Regions from separate parts of the Homo sapiens genome. Here region 2 is linked to region 1. A link is a loop called in an ENCODE intact Hi-C map of the cell type or tissue named here. Cell type or tissue: PC-9. All regions are shown on one strand. Each heading gives the region's core, and the rest is flanking DNA. Links, peaks and the distances in the headings are about the cores only.

Region 1 (8,321 bases), core at 18-8,017:
CAATGGGCACTGAAGTTGGTTCCATATCTTTGCAATTGTGAAGTGTGCTGTAATAAATATATGCATATAGGTATCTTTTTTTTTTTTGAGATAAGAGTCTTGCTCCGTGTAGAGTGAAGTGGCACAATCTTGGCTCACTGCAACTTCTGCCGCCTGGGGTCAAGCAATTCTCCTGTCTCAACCTCCTGAGTAACTGGGATTACAGGCTTTTTTGTATTTGTAGTAGAGACAGGGTTTCACCACGTTGGCCAGGCTGGTCTTGAACTCCTGACCTTAGGTGATCCGCATGCCTGCCTTGGCCTCCCAAAATGCTGGGATTACAGGTGTGAGCCACAGCACCCAGCCTAATGACTACTTTCCCTCTGGATAGATACCCAGTAGTGGGATTGCTGGATTGAATGGTAGATCTACTTTTAGTTGTGGGGGATCGGTCAGAGAGGTGGGAAAAACTACCGGGAAAGGACGCAAATCTTCTGAAAGGTCGGAAGGTTCTGCAGAGCCCCGGGGGAGAATAGCTGAAGGCAACTGTTCTATAACCCTCAGGCAGAGGGCAAGGAGTAGGTAGAAGGGAGTGTAGAGGAATTTATCTGAAACAGGCTTGTTTACTTATGTTGACCAGCAACTGACCTTTGATCATCCTCACACACGTGTGAGATTGCTGAAAGGGGAACAATTAATGTTAATTACTTACAGGTTGTGTTGGCTCCAGGTTTTTGGCATTGTGCCTGCACTGAATAAAAGCAAGCGGCTCCAGCTTCTTGGGACTGCTCTCTGGCCACGAGAGCCAGGCAGCCACCTAGTTGCTCTTACACTGCATACCTGTGTCTGAGTACTCATTTCATCCATCAGCCAGGGTCTGCAGGACAGACCCAGCATTTAGTTCTTTAAGAAAGCTCCATACTCTTTTCCACAGAGGTTGTACATTCTGTGGAATCTGTATAATCTGTACAACAGATTATACACTGTTGGTGAGAATCTACATTCTCACCAGCAGTGTATAAGTGTTCCCTTTTTACCACATCCATGCCAATATCTATTGTTTTTTGACTTTTTAATAATGGCCATTCTTGCAGGGGTGAGGTAGTATCTCACTGTGGTTTTAATTTGCATTTCCCTGATGATTAGTGATGTTGAGCATTTTTTCATTTGTTTGTTGGCCGTTTGTATATTTTCTTTTGAGGAATATCTATTCATGTCCTTTGCCCACTTTTTGATGAGATTATTTGTTTTTTTCTTGCTGACTTGTTTGAGTTCCTTATAGATTCTGGATATTAGTCCTTTGTCGGGTGCATAGTTTGTAAATATTTTCTGCCATTCTGTGGGTTGTCTGTTTGATGATTATTTCTTTCACTGTACAGAAGCTTTTTAGTTTAATTAGGTCCCATTTTTATCTTTGTTTTTGTTGTATTTGCTTTTGGGTTCTTAGTCATAAATTGTTTGCCTAAGCCAATGCCCAGAAGAGTTTTTCCAATGTTGTCTTCTAGAATTGTTGTTGTTTCAGGCCTTAGATTTAAGTCTTTGACCATCTCGAGTTGATTTTTGTATGAGGTGAGAGATAGATAGGAATCCAGTTGCATTCTTCTTTTTTTTGTTTTTTTTTTGAGACGACGTCTCGCTTTGTCACCCAGGCTGGAGTGCAGTGGTGCAATCTCGGCTCACTGCAACCTCCACCTCCTGGATTCAAGCAATTCTCCTGCCTCAGCCTCCCCAGTAGCTGGGATTACAGCGCCTGCCACCATGCCCGTCTAATTTTTGTATTTTTAGTAGAGATGAGGTTTCACCATGTTGGCCAGGCTAATTTCGAACTCCTGACCTCAGGTGGTCCACCCACTTCGGCCTCCCAAAGTGCTAGGATTACAGGTGTGAGCCACTGTACCTGGCCCAGTTTCATTCTTCTACATGTGGCCAGTTTTCCTAGCACCGTTTATTAAATAGGGTGTCCTTTCCCCAATTTATGTTTTTGTATACTTTGTTGAAGATCAGTTGGTTTTAAGTATTTGGCTTTATTTCTGGGTTCTCTGTTGTGTTCTGTTGGCCTATGTGTCTGCTTTTATACCAGTATCATGATGTTTTGATAACTATAGCCTTGTATAATTCAAAGTCAGGTAATGTGATGCCTCCAGATTTGTTCTTTTTGCTTAGGATTACTTTGGCTATTTGGGGTCTTTTTTGGTTCAATATGAATTTTAGGATTTTTTTTTTTTTTTTTTTTTTTTTTGAGATGGAGTCTTGCTCTGTTGCCAGGCTGGAGTGCAGTGGTGTGATCTCAGCTCACTTCAACCTCCGCCTCCTGGGTTCAAGTGATTCTTCTGCCTCAGCCTCCTGAGTAGCTGGGACTACAGGCACGAGCCACTATGCCCAGTTAATTTTTGTTTTTTGTTTTTTTTTTGAGATGGAGTCTCGCTCTGTCACCCAGGCTGGAGTGCAGTGGCGTGATCACCCCTCACTGCAAGCTCCGCCTTCTGGGTTCACACCATTCTCCTGCCTCAGCCTCCCGAGTAGCTGGGACTACAGGTGCCTGCCACCACGCCCGGCTAATTTTTTGTATTTTTAGTAGAGACGGGGTTTCACCATGTTGGCCAGGATGGTCTTGACCTCTTGACCTCGTGATCCACCCAACTCGGCCACCCGAAGTCCTGGCATTACAGGCGTGAGCCACCATGCCCAGCCCCTTGTTTTTTCTAATTGTGTGAAAAATGATGTTGGTATTTTGATAGGAATTGCATTGAATCGGTGGATGACTTTGGGAAGTATGGTCATTTACATGATATTGATTCTTCTAATCCATGAGCATGGGATGTATTTTCATTTGCTTGTGTCATCTATGACTTATTTCAGCAGTGTTCTGTAGATCTCCTTAGATCTTTCTTTCTTTTTTTTTTTTTTTTTTTGAGACAGAGTCTTGCTGTGTTACCCAGGCTGTAGGGCAGTGGTGGCACAATCTCGGCTCACTGCAACCTCCACCTCTTGGGTTCAAACGATTCTTGTGCCTCAGCCTCCCGAGTAGCTGGGACTACAGACGTGTGCCACCACGCCTGGCTAATTTTTCAATTTTTTTAGTAGAGACAGAGTCTCGCCATGTTGGCCAGGCTGGTCTTGAACTCCTGACCTCAAGTGATCCACTTGCCTTGGCCTCCCAAAGTGCTGGAATTACAGGTGTGAGCCACCATGCCCAGCCAGAAAGAGTTTTCACATGCTTGGTTAAGAATAATCCTAAGAGGCCAGGCATGGTGTCTCATGCCTGTAATCCCAGCACTTTCGGAGGTGAGATGGGAGGATCACTCGAGGCCAGGAGTTCGAGACCAGCCTGGTCAACATAGTGAGACCCCTATCTTTATTAAAAAAAAAAAAAAGAATATTTTGTTAGGTATTTTACTTTGTTTTTACAGCTATTGTAGAAGGGATAGAATTCTTGAGTTGATTCTCAGCTTGGTCGTTGTTGGTGTATAGCAGTGCTATTGATTTGTGTACATTTATTTTGTAACCTGAGACTTTACTGAATTAGTTTACAAATCTAGAAGTCTTTTGGAGGAGTCTTTAGGGTTTTGTAGGTGGGTGATTATATCATCGGCAAACAGAGCTAGACTTCTTCTTTTCCAATTTGGATGCTCTTTCTTTCTTTCTCTTGCCTGATTGCTCTAGCTGGGAAGTTTCCCTGTTTCTTTTGGTTTTCATTTTTGAAGCCTCCCGTGGCATGTAGGACTTATATTAAACACATCACTATGCTTTTCTCTTAATTTGTTTTTTGTTACAGGTGGCTCAGCCAAGAACCTAGTGATGGGTGAGGAAAAGAAATCTTCTCAGCTGGGCTCAGTGGCTCATGCCTGTAATCCTAGCACTTTGGGAGGCCGAGGCAGGTGGATCGAGGCTGAGGCAGGAGAATTGCTTGAACCTGAGAGGTGGAGGTTGCAGTGAGCTGAGATCACGCCACTGCACTCCAGCCTGGGTAGCCTGGGTGACAAAGGGACTTTGTCTCAAACACACACACACACACACACACACAACACACACACACACACACAAAACAAAGAAATCTTTTATCTCCTGCAGGGTTTCTATGTGATTTTTACTTGAGCAATACAAGAGTATATTGTCCAGGTGAGCACCCTGAGACTAATGGTGAGGGTTGACCCTGAGTTCCACATTGGTTGGCATTCATATTTCTGTTTCTTTCTTCCTCTTTTTTTTTTTTTTTTTGGAGACACAGTCTTGCTCTGTTGCCCAGGCTGGAGTGCAGTGGCACGATCTCGGCTCACTGTAACCTCCACCTCCTGGGTTCAAGCGATTCTCCTGCCTCAGCCTCTCAAGTAGCTGGGATTACAGGCTCCCACCACCATGCCTGGCTAATTTTTGTATTTTTAGTAGAGACAGGGTTTCACCATGTTGGTCAGGCTGGTCTCGAACTCCTGACCTTGTGATCCTCCTGCCTCAGCCTCCCAAAGTGCTGGGATTACAGGCGTGAGCCACCGCACCTGGCTATGTTTCTGTTTCTGATTGGGGAGGTGGAGCTACTGACCTCTGGATGGAGGAAAAGATGCTCTGTGGCCACCACCAGGCTCTAACCTTTTATTTCATTGATTCCTCGGAGCCAGGATGAGAGGTAGCATCATAATCCTGATTAGTGGACAAGAAAACTGAGGCTCCAGAACACTGAGTGACTGGTTCAAGGTCCACACCTGCAAGCCCAGAGGCTGCCTATGGGGCGGGGTAAGGGGCACAGGATCATGCCCTTCATACAGTCCCCGCAGTCCTGGAGGTGCTGCTCAGTGCACGACGCCAGGGGGCGCCATGCGCATCGAAGAACCCTCTGTGGTTTCCCAGTCCTTGGGGCTGCAGCTGCTGCCTTCTTCGACCGATTTCTGCGGAGATGGTTTCGTGAGGACAGCATTATAAATGGGAATGATCCATGATACTCATGACTGGGCCCTTGGGGACTGGGCCCCTGCCAAGCCATGTGATCCAAGGCCTCCTCGTACTTGCTTTCCTTTCTGTGATGTCTTGCCTGTGCCCCAGCTGCCTGTGCTGTGAATTTAATTCCTGCAATAGGAATCTCATAAATGCATGGGTGGCCAGGCAAATAGGTATAAATAAGTAAAAAAGTTGTGCCTCTGAAGCTCTCCGTGGGGTAACTCATCCTCAGAAGAATGTTTATGGGCCTGAGCTGGAAAGGGAAGAAGTGCAAGTTCCATCCTCAACAAGGTGCCTGTTGGCAATTTGAGCTGGAAGTAGGGTCAGGATGACATAATAGTGAAGTGACGGGTCTGTGTTCCAGTCCTGAGCCAACCACTGTGTGCGTGTCAAAAATAGCCACCATGCTTCATTTCTCCCATTGTTGAGGCATATTTTTCCACTTCTTTTGGACCAATACGAAGTGATGGAAGTGAGGACTTGTGGCTTCCAAGCCAGGCCCTCAAGAGGTCTTGCCCACTTCCACATTCTCTCTCTCGGACCTTGGTGTGATATGAGCCTGGGTTAGAGTGCAGGGGGATGAGAGACCATGAGGAGGAGAGTGTCCCAAGCAAGGCCATCCTAGACCAGCCTGTCCCCATCAGGCCTGCCAGCTGACAGCAGACTCCTGAGAAAGCCAAGTCCAGTTGAGTTCAACCTAGCTCAACCCTGGCCAGCAAAACCACACGGCGAACCTGCAGATCCTGAACTGTAATAGAGGCTTATCATTTTATAAGTCATTCCATTTAGATTAGTTTATTATGCAGCAACAATTAACTGATATGGCCAATTATAGTGAAATGGTCATGGTCCATTTGCATACTCTGTGAGCCTCAATTTCTTTTCTTTTTTTTTTTTTTTTTGAGATGGAGTCTTGCTTTGTTGCCCAGGCTGGAGTGCAGTGGCATGATCTCCGCTCACTGCAAGCTCTGACTCCCAGGTTCATGCCATTCTCCTGCCTCAGCCTCCCTAGTAGCTGGGACTACAGGCGCCTGCCACCACGCCTGGCTAATTTTTTTGCATTTTTAGTAGAGACGGGGTTTCACTGTGTTAGTCAGGATGGTCTCGATCTCCTGACCTCGTGATCCACCCGCCTCGGCCTCCCAAAGTGCTGGGATTACAGGCGTGAGCCACCGCGCCCGGCCGCCTCAATTTCTTTATCTGTGAAACAGGTAACGCTATATGATAGTAGTCTCTGTCCCAGAGAAGCAATATGAGGAATAAATTAAATGTTCATAAGATTCTTCTCACAGTGTCTGACATGGAGAATATCAGCTGGAACGGGCCTGGTGGTGCTGCCATAATTAGCAACCCTAGGCTGCGCCCAGTGGCTCATGCCTGTAATCCCAGCACTTTGGGAGGCTGAGGCAGGTGGATCACCTGAGATCAGGAGTTTGAGACCAGCCTGGCCAACATGGTGAAACCCTGTCTGTACTAAAAATACAAAAATTAGCCGCGAGTAGTGGTGCTCGCCTGTAGTCCCAGCTACCTGGGGAGCTGAGGCAGGAGAATCGCTGGAACTCGGGAGGCGGGGGCTTCAGTGAGCCAAGATCATGCCACTACACTCCAGCCTGTGTGACAGAGCAAGACTCCATCTCAAAAAAAAAAAAAAAAAATTAGCAATCCCAAATATTAGTGACTTTAAACAGCAAAGGTCGGCCAGGTCCGGTGGCTCACACCTGTAATCCCAGAACTTTGGGAGGCGGAGGCGGGCAAATCACGAGGTCAGGAGTTCGAGACTAGCCTGGCCAATATGGTAAAACTCCATCTCTAATAAAAATACAAAAATTAGCTGGGCACAGTGGCTCACGCCTATAATCCCAGCACTTTGGGAGGCAGAGGTGGGCAGATCACGAGGTCAGCAGTTTGAGACCAGCCTGGCCAACATGGGTTAAACTCCGTCTCTACTAAAAATACAAAAATTAGCCAGGTATGTTGGCAGGCACCTGTAATCCCAGCTACTCGGGCGGCTGAGGCAGGAGAATTGCTTGAACCCAGGAGACAGAGGTTGCAGTGAGCCGAGATCAGGCCACTGCACTCAAGCCTGGGTGACAGAGCAAGACTCCGTCTTGGAAAAAAATAAAAATACAAAAATTATCTGGGCATGGTGGCACGCGCCTGCAATCTCAGTTACTAGGGAGGCTGAGGCAGGAGAATCGCTTGAACCCAGGAGGCGGAGGTTGCAGTGAGCCGAGATCGTGCCACTGCACTCCAGCCTGGGCGACAGAGCAAGACTCCGTTTCAAAAAAAAAAAAAAAAAGTCTGGGCGGGGTGGCTCATGCCTGTAATCTCAGCACTTTGAGAGGCCGAGGTGGGCAGATCATAAGGTCAGGAGATCAAGACCATCCTTGCTAACACGGTGAAACCCCGACTCTACTAAAAATACACACATGCACAAAAAAATTAGCCAGGCATGGTGGCGGGCGCCTGTAGTTCCAGCTACTCGGGAGGCTGAGTCAGGAGAATTGCTTGAATCCAGGAGCAGAGGTTGCAGTGAGCCGAGATCGTGCCATTGCATTCCAGCCTGGGCAACAGAGTGAGACTCCATCTCAAGCAACAACAACAACAAAACAGCAAGCGTCTATTTCTTGCCCTTGTTACATGTCTGCAGTAGGTGGACCAGGAGCTGTGAGCATTATGGTCACGTAGAGTCCAGGGCTGGTGACGTTCTTCATCTCAGCACTTTTCTGGCCACTGCCCCAGAGAGAAAAGAGAAGCTCAGGAGGGAGTTCAGGACTCATCGGCCCCACCCACCCAAAGGGCCCATCCTTCTTTCTAGAAGGGGACAGCTGGAAGTATTTGGTGAACAACATTTACAACTTCATATGAGCAGTGAATGAGTGTTAGGTATTGCTTTCTGCTTGAGTCCTCAAGTTGGGAGAGTAGTAAAGTGAAAATAAAAAGAAGCAATATTGTTTTGTTTTGTCTTTTTGAGACAGGGTCTCACTTTGTCACCCAGCCTGGAGTGCAGTGGTGTGATCTTGGCTCACTGAAGCCTCCGCCTCCCAGGTTCCAGTAATTCTCCTGCCTCAGCTTCCCGGGTAGCTGGGATTACAGGTGCCCTCTACCATGCCCAGCTAATTTTTGTATTTTTGGTAGAGATGGGTTTCACCATGTTGCCCAGGGTGATCTCGAACTCCTGAGCTCAAGCAATACACCCACCTCGGCCTCCTAAAGTGCTGGGATTTCAGGCATGAGCCACTGCGCCCAGCTGGAAGCAATGGTAATAGAAATCACAATAGCATAATAGCGGCTCCACGTATTGAGTACCTACTGTATGCCAGCACAGGGACAGGCCTTTTATCTGTGTCATTGAATCCTTACAAGAACCCTGTTAGATCAATCTTATTATCCCCCTTTTAAAGCAGGATGAG
Region 2 (8,321 bases), core at 57-8,056, 69 kb after region 1:
AAGCAGGGCCCCTGGCGGAATGAACTGGATCATTGCCAGGTGTTCATGTGCCCTGTTCTGTGTGGATGCAGTGTTGGGCCGGTCATCACATGGCCACATGGAGTATGCAGGGCCAGTATCAGACCTGGGAGAGTTGAGTCCAGATGTTCAACTGTCCTCTTGAATCTCAGTTCAGCCCCGGTATTCTCCTTCACCTCACAGCACCTATGACCAGGGGACCAAGTGCTCATCAGCAAACCCCATAACCTCGAGTGCTTCCTGGGGCACAATAAAGATTTGCTGAATGAGCAAGGGGGGGTTGTTGGATGGCAGAGGGATGCCAAGGGATGCAGACTGGCTTTTCTGTCACCCTCTCGAATGCCGTTGAACTTAAAAGTCCCCAGAGTGAGGGAGCGGGGTCTGGAGACCTTGGCTCTGACAAAGCACGTGTGGAAGATGTGACTGCCATCACTCTCTTCCTGCTTTGCACCCTGATCTGGAAGCAGATGGTGTCCCCGTGTCCCTGTCCTCTGACAAAGAACTGGGCCACAGGACGACCTTGGATAGACCTGGCAAAGGCTCAGTGTTGGCAGGCAGTGTCCAGGTGGCCATCCGTGCATCCGCCCCTCCAGCTAGCATTTTTGGGCACCTGTTATGCTTGCTGGCAGTCTGCAAGAAGCGAGCCCTTGATCCCACCTTCCCAGGCCACTGGCCTCTTTCTGCTGGTTACTTGGGATGCTCCTGTGTCAAGTGACATTGGGGACATGCTGGTGGATCATTGAAGGTTTGCTGCCTGGAGGGGTTTGCTGTCCCTAAATTGAGCAGAATTTTTTTTTTGAGATGTAGTCTCACTCTGTCGCCCAGGCTGGAGTACAATGGCGCGATCTCGGCTCACTGTAATCTTCGCCTCCCAGGTTCAAGCGATGCTCCTGCTTCAGCCTCTTGAGTAGCTGGGATTACAGGCATGTGCCACCATGCCCAGCTCCTTTTTTGTATTTTTAGTAGAGACAGGGTTTTACCATGTTGGTCAGACTGGTCTCAAACTCCTGACCTCAAGTGATCCACCTGTCTTGGCCTCCCAAAGTGCTGGGATTACAGGCGTGAACCACTGTGACCAGCCTAGCAGAATATTTTTTGAGATCCAGTCAGGAAGTGGAACCTGAGTTCCCGGGGCTGATTCTCCAGCCGGCGTGCTTTGCTTGAAGGGTCCATGTCTGCAGATGGCTCCAAGCTGGCCCTGTGCTGACTATGCGGATGCAGGGAATTGGAATGTCTCTTTGGCACCATGCACAGAGCTTGGTCATTGCTGCATTTCGCACCAACTAAGGCAACTCTGGCCTTGCTGTCTCATTTTTGGATCCTCCCCCTTCCTGTCCTTGACCCTCTTCCCTGGAATCTTGACTTTAAAAGAGGAAGGGGCTGGGTGCAGGCTTTTGGGTGCTCAGCACTGGGCCAAGCTGATGGCTTCCTGTAGCACTTCAGTGAGGGCAGGTACTGCATGGTCAGATGCTGCTAGAGGGGCTGCCTCCTAAGCCTTGCCTTCACCATCCAGGCAGGCAGTGCCTTCCTGGAGGGCAGTGACGGGGAGCTCTGGGACCCTTCAGCTCTAGCCTGGGACACCACCCCTTCTTGTAGGCCGGTGCTGCTGTTCATTTAGCAGGAGGCAGTCATTTATTCATTCAACAAACATTTATTGAGCACTTACTGTGTTCCAGGCTCTCAGTGAAGCACTTTCTGAGAATTATTATCTCATTTAATCATTAGAACAGCCCTGTGCATGGTGATTCTTATAGTTGTCATTGTATGGAAGAGGAAACCAGGGATCGGAGCAGTGGATGGCATCTGTGTCACAGCTGGCCTCAGCTGGGATCGAGCACAGAGCTCAGTCTCCTAAAAATCCCTACCCAGGGCATGATGGTGACATGGCAAAAAGGGGAACCTGGGGGGCACACTGGCAGGACCAGAGATTGCTTCAGAGCAGAAATGACCTGGAGTAGAGTGGTCCCATTTTTCACTGGGCAAGCAGTGGTGTCTCTGCCTGCAGGATGTCGGGGGGTGCTTGAAGCTCATTACACCCAGTGTGGCTTCCATGCCAAGGCAGAAGGAATACTAGGGGGAGTTTAGGACCAGGCTGTGGGCGGCATCCGCATTGTCTGGTTCCTCGTAAGTCGCACCACAGGGTTGGTCAGCAGCAGTTCAGCTCTTGTTAAAGCTGATAGGGAAAGAGGACGGGTGTTTGGGAACAGTTCTCTTGGGGGATCCTGGTCCCGGATTTGACTTCAACTCAGGACAACAGGACTCAGGGCAAATCCTTTTAATGATTGAAGCCATCCCTCCCTGCTCTCCCTCCCCCAACACCTCCAGCCCAGTCTTCCCTGTCCCCTTCCCACAGCCCCAGTCCGCATCTTCTCAGATTGTGAAGTTAATTGCAAGGGAGTGGGATGGACCCATTGGCCTGATCCTGATGGATCTTTCCAGTCACAGCTGAAAGACCTTGGGTCTAATCATGGATCCACCTTTGATCAGATTCTTGGCTTTGAACAAATCTCTCTCCCTCTCTGAGCCTCAGTTTCCTCCTCTGTAAAACAGGGTCAGGTACCTGCCATTCGTGGGTTGGCTCTGCCCCTGGAGGAACTGGTGGGAGGATTAGGGGAGGCACCAGGCATCCCCTGGCCTGGAGCAGTGCTCAGAGCCAACTCCCGCCAGAGGTGCCCCAGAACAGCTGGAACTGCACTCACACCCTTATCTGGGGAGGACAGCACATCACTGAGGGGTGTGGTTTGAATCATAAGTGCTGGCTGCTCTGAATTCAGCCAGAGCTATCCTGGGCTGTGTGGCTGAGGGCCCCCGGGGGTCCTGGGGCTCCATGCTGGGCTTGCATTTCAGGAGACCTCAGATGCTGCTGGCCTGCTTGCCCTGCCGTTGTTGGGTGGGTTGAGCTGTTTTTAGCTCTAAGCTTTGCAAAGGCTGTTTCTTTCCTGCCCAGAGCTCCCTCGTGGGACAGAGTGAACAGGCCCCTCCCTGCCAGACAGAGATTGGGCCTGAAGAAAGAGCTTGGAGCCAGATGGGACCCTGTGGGCTTTGAAAGGGAGGCCTGGTTTGCTCTCTGTGGCCTGCCAACCTGGGACACCGGTGCCCAGCCTTGCTCCTTCCCTGGGAAACTGAATAGACGCCAGGGTCTCACACCTGCCCCGTGGGAAAGGCTGGGGTATGTGCCTGCCTGGTGACGGTGGCAGCCGCGGAGGCTCGCGGATCCTGTCCCCTTTGCCGGCCACATGCTTCTGACTCATCAGAGGAAGAATGTGGTCTTTTTGGGAGAGAGTTTTTAAAAATAGTCCAAGTCCTCCTCTGGCCCTGTCCCACTCCTCCCCTTCTGACCATTTCCTGGCATCAGCCCCAGACCTCTTTCCACTCTGGTTTTGGGGAACTGCCCCTTTGCAACTTGGCTGTGAATCTGTTTGTGAACCTTACTGGGGAGGAGCTGTCCTGGGTGCAGGCTGGTTTCAGAAGGGAGGGGCCCAGCTGTGGCCGCCTCCTCCCCAGGGGCCCGACTTGGGACGAGGGATTTCTGCATTCCTTTGGCAACTGTGCCTTGGGTCGCCTGTGTGTCAGGCCTGTGCCATGGGTGCAGATAAGAGCGGTGAACAGTGGTCACAGTCCTGCCTTCATGGAGTCCACATTCTCATAGGAGGAAACTGATAAATAACTAAAATTTGTAGTTGCCAGAGGTGTTAAATCCTGTGAGGATGGGGACACTGGGTCAGGGCATGTGTGTGGGCTGTCAGGAGAAGGCCTCTGATACAGCGACCTTGGAGCAGAGCCCTGAAGGTGAGGGCAGCAGTGTGTGGGTATCTGGGGGAACAGCATTTCAGGCAGTGGGAACAGCAAGTGCAAAGGCCCTGAGGCAGAAACATGCTTGGGGCATTCAGGGAGCTGGAAGGTGGTGGTGACTAGAGTGAGCTGTGTGGAGAGAGGTAGGACATGAAGTCGGGGGGGTTGTGGGGGCTCTGACACGTGGGGCCTCAGAGATCAAGATGAGGGCTTGGGTCTTCCTTAAATGAGGTGAGAAAACATTCCAGGCTCTGAGCGGAGGATGAACTTGGCCGCTGTGCTGAGAACAACATGTCAGGGCAGGGGTAGAGGTGAGAGCAGAGGGACTGGTCAGGAGGCGTTTTGAATAGCCCAGGTGAGAGATGATGGTGGTTTGGGCCATGGTGGTACTGTGGAGGGGGTGAGATGCGCTCGGATTCTGGGCGTATGTTGAAGGTAGAGCCAGCAGGTTTGCTGAAGGGTGGGCCCTGGGTGTGAGACAGAGGTGTCAAGGATGACTCCAAGGTTTTGGCCTTAGCAGCTGGTGGGATGGTGCTAGCAAGCGGGATGGGAAGACTGGGAGGAGCAGGGTTCTTTGTTCTGGCAGCATGGTGATCAGGAGGTGGGTATGGGCACGTTAAGGCTGAGATGCCCGATCAATCACTGAGTGAAGACACAGAGCAGGCAGAGGGGCAGAGCCTGGAGTTCAAGGGCAGGACAGGCTGGAGGCATCACTATGGCCATGGCTTAGGACCCACGAAGTGAGCCAGGTGACCCAGGTGGCCCAGGGAGGAGCCGCGGTGTAGCCTGAACCTGGGAACTGCCAACCTGGAGGGAGGAAGGAGGAGCGGAGGAAGGGGAGCTGGAGCGAGACGTGAAAGAAGGGAGCAGCTGGCAGGTCAGGCAGAATGGGGACCGAGATGCTCCTCTCTCCCCATCCTGGTCCATCAGAACCGGTGTAGTGGAGGCCGCAGGTGACCTCGTGAGCTGGCTGGCAAAGCGGTGGGCACACACTTGGTTGGGAATAGGTAGCTCAGCACAGAATAGGAGACAGGGACAGGAGACGGAGCATGGGCACTCCTCGGGGAAGTCTTGTAAAGGGGAGCAGAGAAATGGGGTAGTGGGTGGAGAGGGTATGGGATCAGATGAGCAGTAATGCAGCGTATTTATTCATTTATTTATTATGACTTTTTTGAGATGGAGTCTTGTTCTGTCACCCCAGCTGGAGTGCAGTAGTGCGATCTTGGCTCACTGCAACCTCTGCCTCCTGGGTTCAAGTGATTCTCCTGCCTCAGCCTCCCGAGTAACTGGGATTACAGGTGCCCGTCACCACTCCCGGCTAATTTTTGTATTTTTAGTAGAGATAGGGTTTCACCACCTTGACCAGGCTGGTCTTGGACCTCTGAGCTCAAGTGATCCACCAGCCTTGGCCTCCCAAAGTGCTGGGATTATAGGCATGAACCACCATGTCTGGCCACATATTTCTATTTGCTGGGAAGGATCCAGTAGAGAGGAGCTGCGTCTCTTGGTGGCCTCGGCTTCTACCCTAGAAAGACGTCCTTGTACCATGCAAAAGACTCCTCCCTTCCCTCCTTACCCCATCTCATTTCTGGCATCAGCTCAGAGGCCAGTTTGGGGGGGCTCCTCCAGTTGCCCATCTGCAGACCTGTGGACCAGTGATGGGATGGGCAGGGGACCCCTGCAGGTAATTCCGCTCAGAAAGGCAGGGGCCATGGATGGGCAGCAATTCTGAGATCCAGCTGTGCGCAACCATCTCCCTGACCCAGCCCGAATTCTTTGCTTGCGGGGGTCAGTCCACCCGATGTGGGAGGGTGCGGCCTGGGAGAGACCACCAGGGCACCGGCAGAGGAGAACGCCTTGTACTGGGTCCATTTTGGGAGCCCGGGACGCCCTCCTCAGCCCCCTGCTCCATGGGGCCTTGTGGGAATATCAGGGTAGAAAACTCTGCAGGCATGGAGAGTTTAGCTGTGGGTTAGCTCCCACCTGTGACCGATGGAGAGCGTGGTGCGGGCCCCTTCCTGCTGTCCCTCTGTTGTGCTTTAGGTGAGTTCCTGCCCAGGGCTGGGCCAAGTTTATTACCTTACTTCTTCCTCATCTGAACTGGAGAGAGCCTCACCTCCTTGCACACTCCCCCCTTTTACTTACAAAGCTAAGTGAGTCTAAGAAGCCTAAGCCAGTGGTGGAGCCAGGATCAGAACACGCCTGATCCCCTAGCCCCTGCCCTGGCTCTGATCTGGAAGTGGGGCACTGTGCCCTCCCCTGCCTTGGGTATGTACCCGCTGGCCTCCTGTGGCTGCTGCCTGAGGACAGGAACCCGGAACTCTCTTTTGTTTCTTTGTCCCCAGTGCCAAGCTGGGGCCTGGCAGGCAGTAGGTGCGCAGTGAGAAGTTGGCTGAGTGGGGAAGGATGAGTGGCTTACTTTGTGAAAGGTGGAGGAGGTGAGCCTGACCCCTGGAGGTGAGGAGGGTGAACTGGGGTCACAGATTCCCCAAAGGTTGTACCTCAGCTTGGCCCCCTGGAGGCTTTAGTTCAGCCCTGAGGTGTAGCAGGAGCAACGCTGCCCCTCCCTTTGGCTCCACCCTGATGCCTGGGGAGTGGTAGACACCCCTGTGTGTGCCCCCAAATCCTACTGTTTCCCTTGGCAGTGCCCCTCCGTGAGCTCCAGCTCTTTCCTGCCATTCTTCCGTCTGTACACCTGCTGGGTTGCAGGGACGCACATGGACCTCCCTTTCCCTGCCTGCCTCATCCTCCTGGGGGGCTTTGGGTAGGTCCCTTCCCATCTGAGCCTCAGCTTCCCTGTGTCTAAAAAGGAGGTGAGGAAACCCACCTCTCAGGCTGCCTGCAGCCTAAACACACTCTCATGCTAAGTGGCGAGGGCCCAGCAGCGAGGACGCCCAGCAGCTGGGAGGCGGGCATCCCTGTTGTAGGTGGGGAAGCTGAGGCTCTGATGGGCGAGTTGATGGCACACAGTATGTGTCATGCCAGCTGCTGTCCCCTCTCTGGCTTCCAGGTGGGAGCCACGGTGCCCCATCACAGGGACACCCCTGATGTGGGGCTGAGGGTCTGGGGTTCTCTGGAGAAGAGGGGGGTCAGTTCAGCTGATGGCAGGTGGCTTCCTCCGGCACTTCAGCTTCTTCACTCCTTCTGCTGGGCTGGATCGCCGGGGACAAAGGGGTTAATGTGTCTGGGGGCTGGGAGGGAAGGAGGAAGAGCAGGAGGAGGAGGTAGAGGAGGGGGGCTGGAGATAGAGTCTGGGGCCGCCCCCCTCCCACGCTGTCCAGCCACTTCTCCAGGCTGGCTCTGGTTTCCCAGGCAACAGCCCCCAGGGGTCCCCTCTGGCCTGGCCTCAGGGTCGGCTCCTTCCCACAGAGACCTACTCCCAGGGCCCCCTCCCCAGTGCTCCCCACTCTTCCTGCCTGCAGATCCTCACCAGGGGCTCCCTAGGAGGTCAGTGCGGGAGGGTGGGTGCCACCGACTCTGGGCTCAGGACAGAGTCTCCATTGTCTGAGGCTCCAGCCATTGACCAAACTTGGCCCCTGCCCCAGTGAGGCAGGCCCCCTTCTCAGAGCTCCCCTCCCCCTCCCTGGTGAAGAGGAAAGGAAGTTGGAGCCGCCCCCACCTCGGGAAGCCCTTTGAGTGTCCATCAGGTCGGTGAGGGAGGAGCTGGGGTGTGTGGTCCCTTGCCAGATTCTGCAGCTCTGGCACCTGCAGGGTTGAGGAGGGTCTGGGAGGACGCTCCCTGACCCACCCACTCCCCTACTCCCCCTTCCACCCTGGGCCTGGGACCAGGCTGAGGGTCCTGCCCTCTTGCTCCCAGGGGCTCCGTAGCTGTGTGGCCTTGGGGATGCCCCTCAGTCTCTGTCAGCCTCATTTTCCTCATCTGCTATGGGAATCAAATGAGATGCAAACTAAAATGTTCAGTATGGGGCCCGGTGCAGACAGTGCTCGGAGGTGTCAGCTATTGTCATTTCAAATTTTGTGATCTCAGGCCTGGTGTTCCGGTGGAATACGTTTGTCTTGGACTTAGTTTAGCAGTCTGTAAAATGAGAAAATGCTGTTGGTCCTCAGGGACTGGCAGGAACCGTGGGAAGGAAACTGACATTCATTACAAACCTACCAGTGTTGTCCAATGTCATCTTATTTACACCTGCACCTGACAGGTAAGCACAGGAGGCGCAGAGGGCTGCCTGCTTCGGAGTGGGGCTGCTGGAGAGCAGAGGATGAGTGTTGTCTGGGCTGGCTTCATACCAAGGCCGGGTTCCTGTCCACACACCTCATCCTTCTCTTCTGCCTGCGCCCCTCCTGCTATAGCTCTGCCTGTGTTTTCTTGAAGGCAGCTCCTCTCTCCCCATCCCGGACTCTCCACCAGGTGGCCCTTTGCGCTGAGAAGAGCTGTGGGCATCTTGCTGCCCTGCGTGGGGGAGCCGTGGGCCCTCTTCTCTGTCAGGAGACCCCGCCCCACTTCCTGTTCCAGCTCCATTGTGTGGTTTGCATCCCCTTCTCTTCCTTCC

The links. Peaks named below come from ENCODE experiments on the same cell type or tissue, not always from the same donor. Only the 100,000 strongest peaks of a DNase experiment are listed, where the experiment ranks them.
Region 2: it touches region 1 in a loop (4-fold over the local background); 10 of 110 quality-filtered maps call a loop at or near these places.

The regions. Positions count from the first base shown.
Region 1 is chr1:17,497,717-17,506,037 of GRCh38, forward strand. No RefSeq gene overlaps it. Among named protein-coding and RNA genes, the nearest start is that of ARHGEF10L, 38 kb to the right of the region's middle. In PC-9, for the core only: a CTCF peak has its summit at 4,786 (motif pointing right); a DNase peak (open chromatin) is centred at 4,765.
Region 2 is chr1:17,566,569-17,574,889 of GRCh38, forward strand. All of the region lies in intron 1 of ARHGEF10L (Rho guanine nucleotide exchange factor 10 like), which reads left to right. Among named protein-coding and RNA genes, the nearest start is that of ARHGEF10L, 31 kb to the left of the region's middle. RefSeq lists enhancers at 1,888-2,404, 2,626-2,920, 2,921-3,437, 3,954-4,470. In PC-9, for the core only: a CTCF peak has its summit at 6,385; a DNase peak (open chromatin) is centred at 3,253; H3K4me3 peaks cover 640 bases; H3K27ac peaks cover 3,286 bases.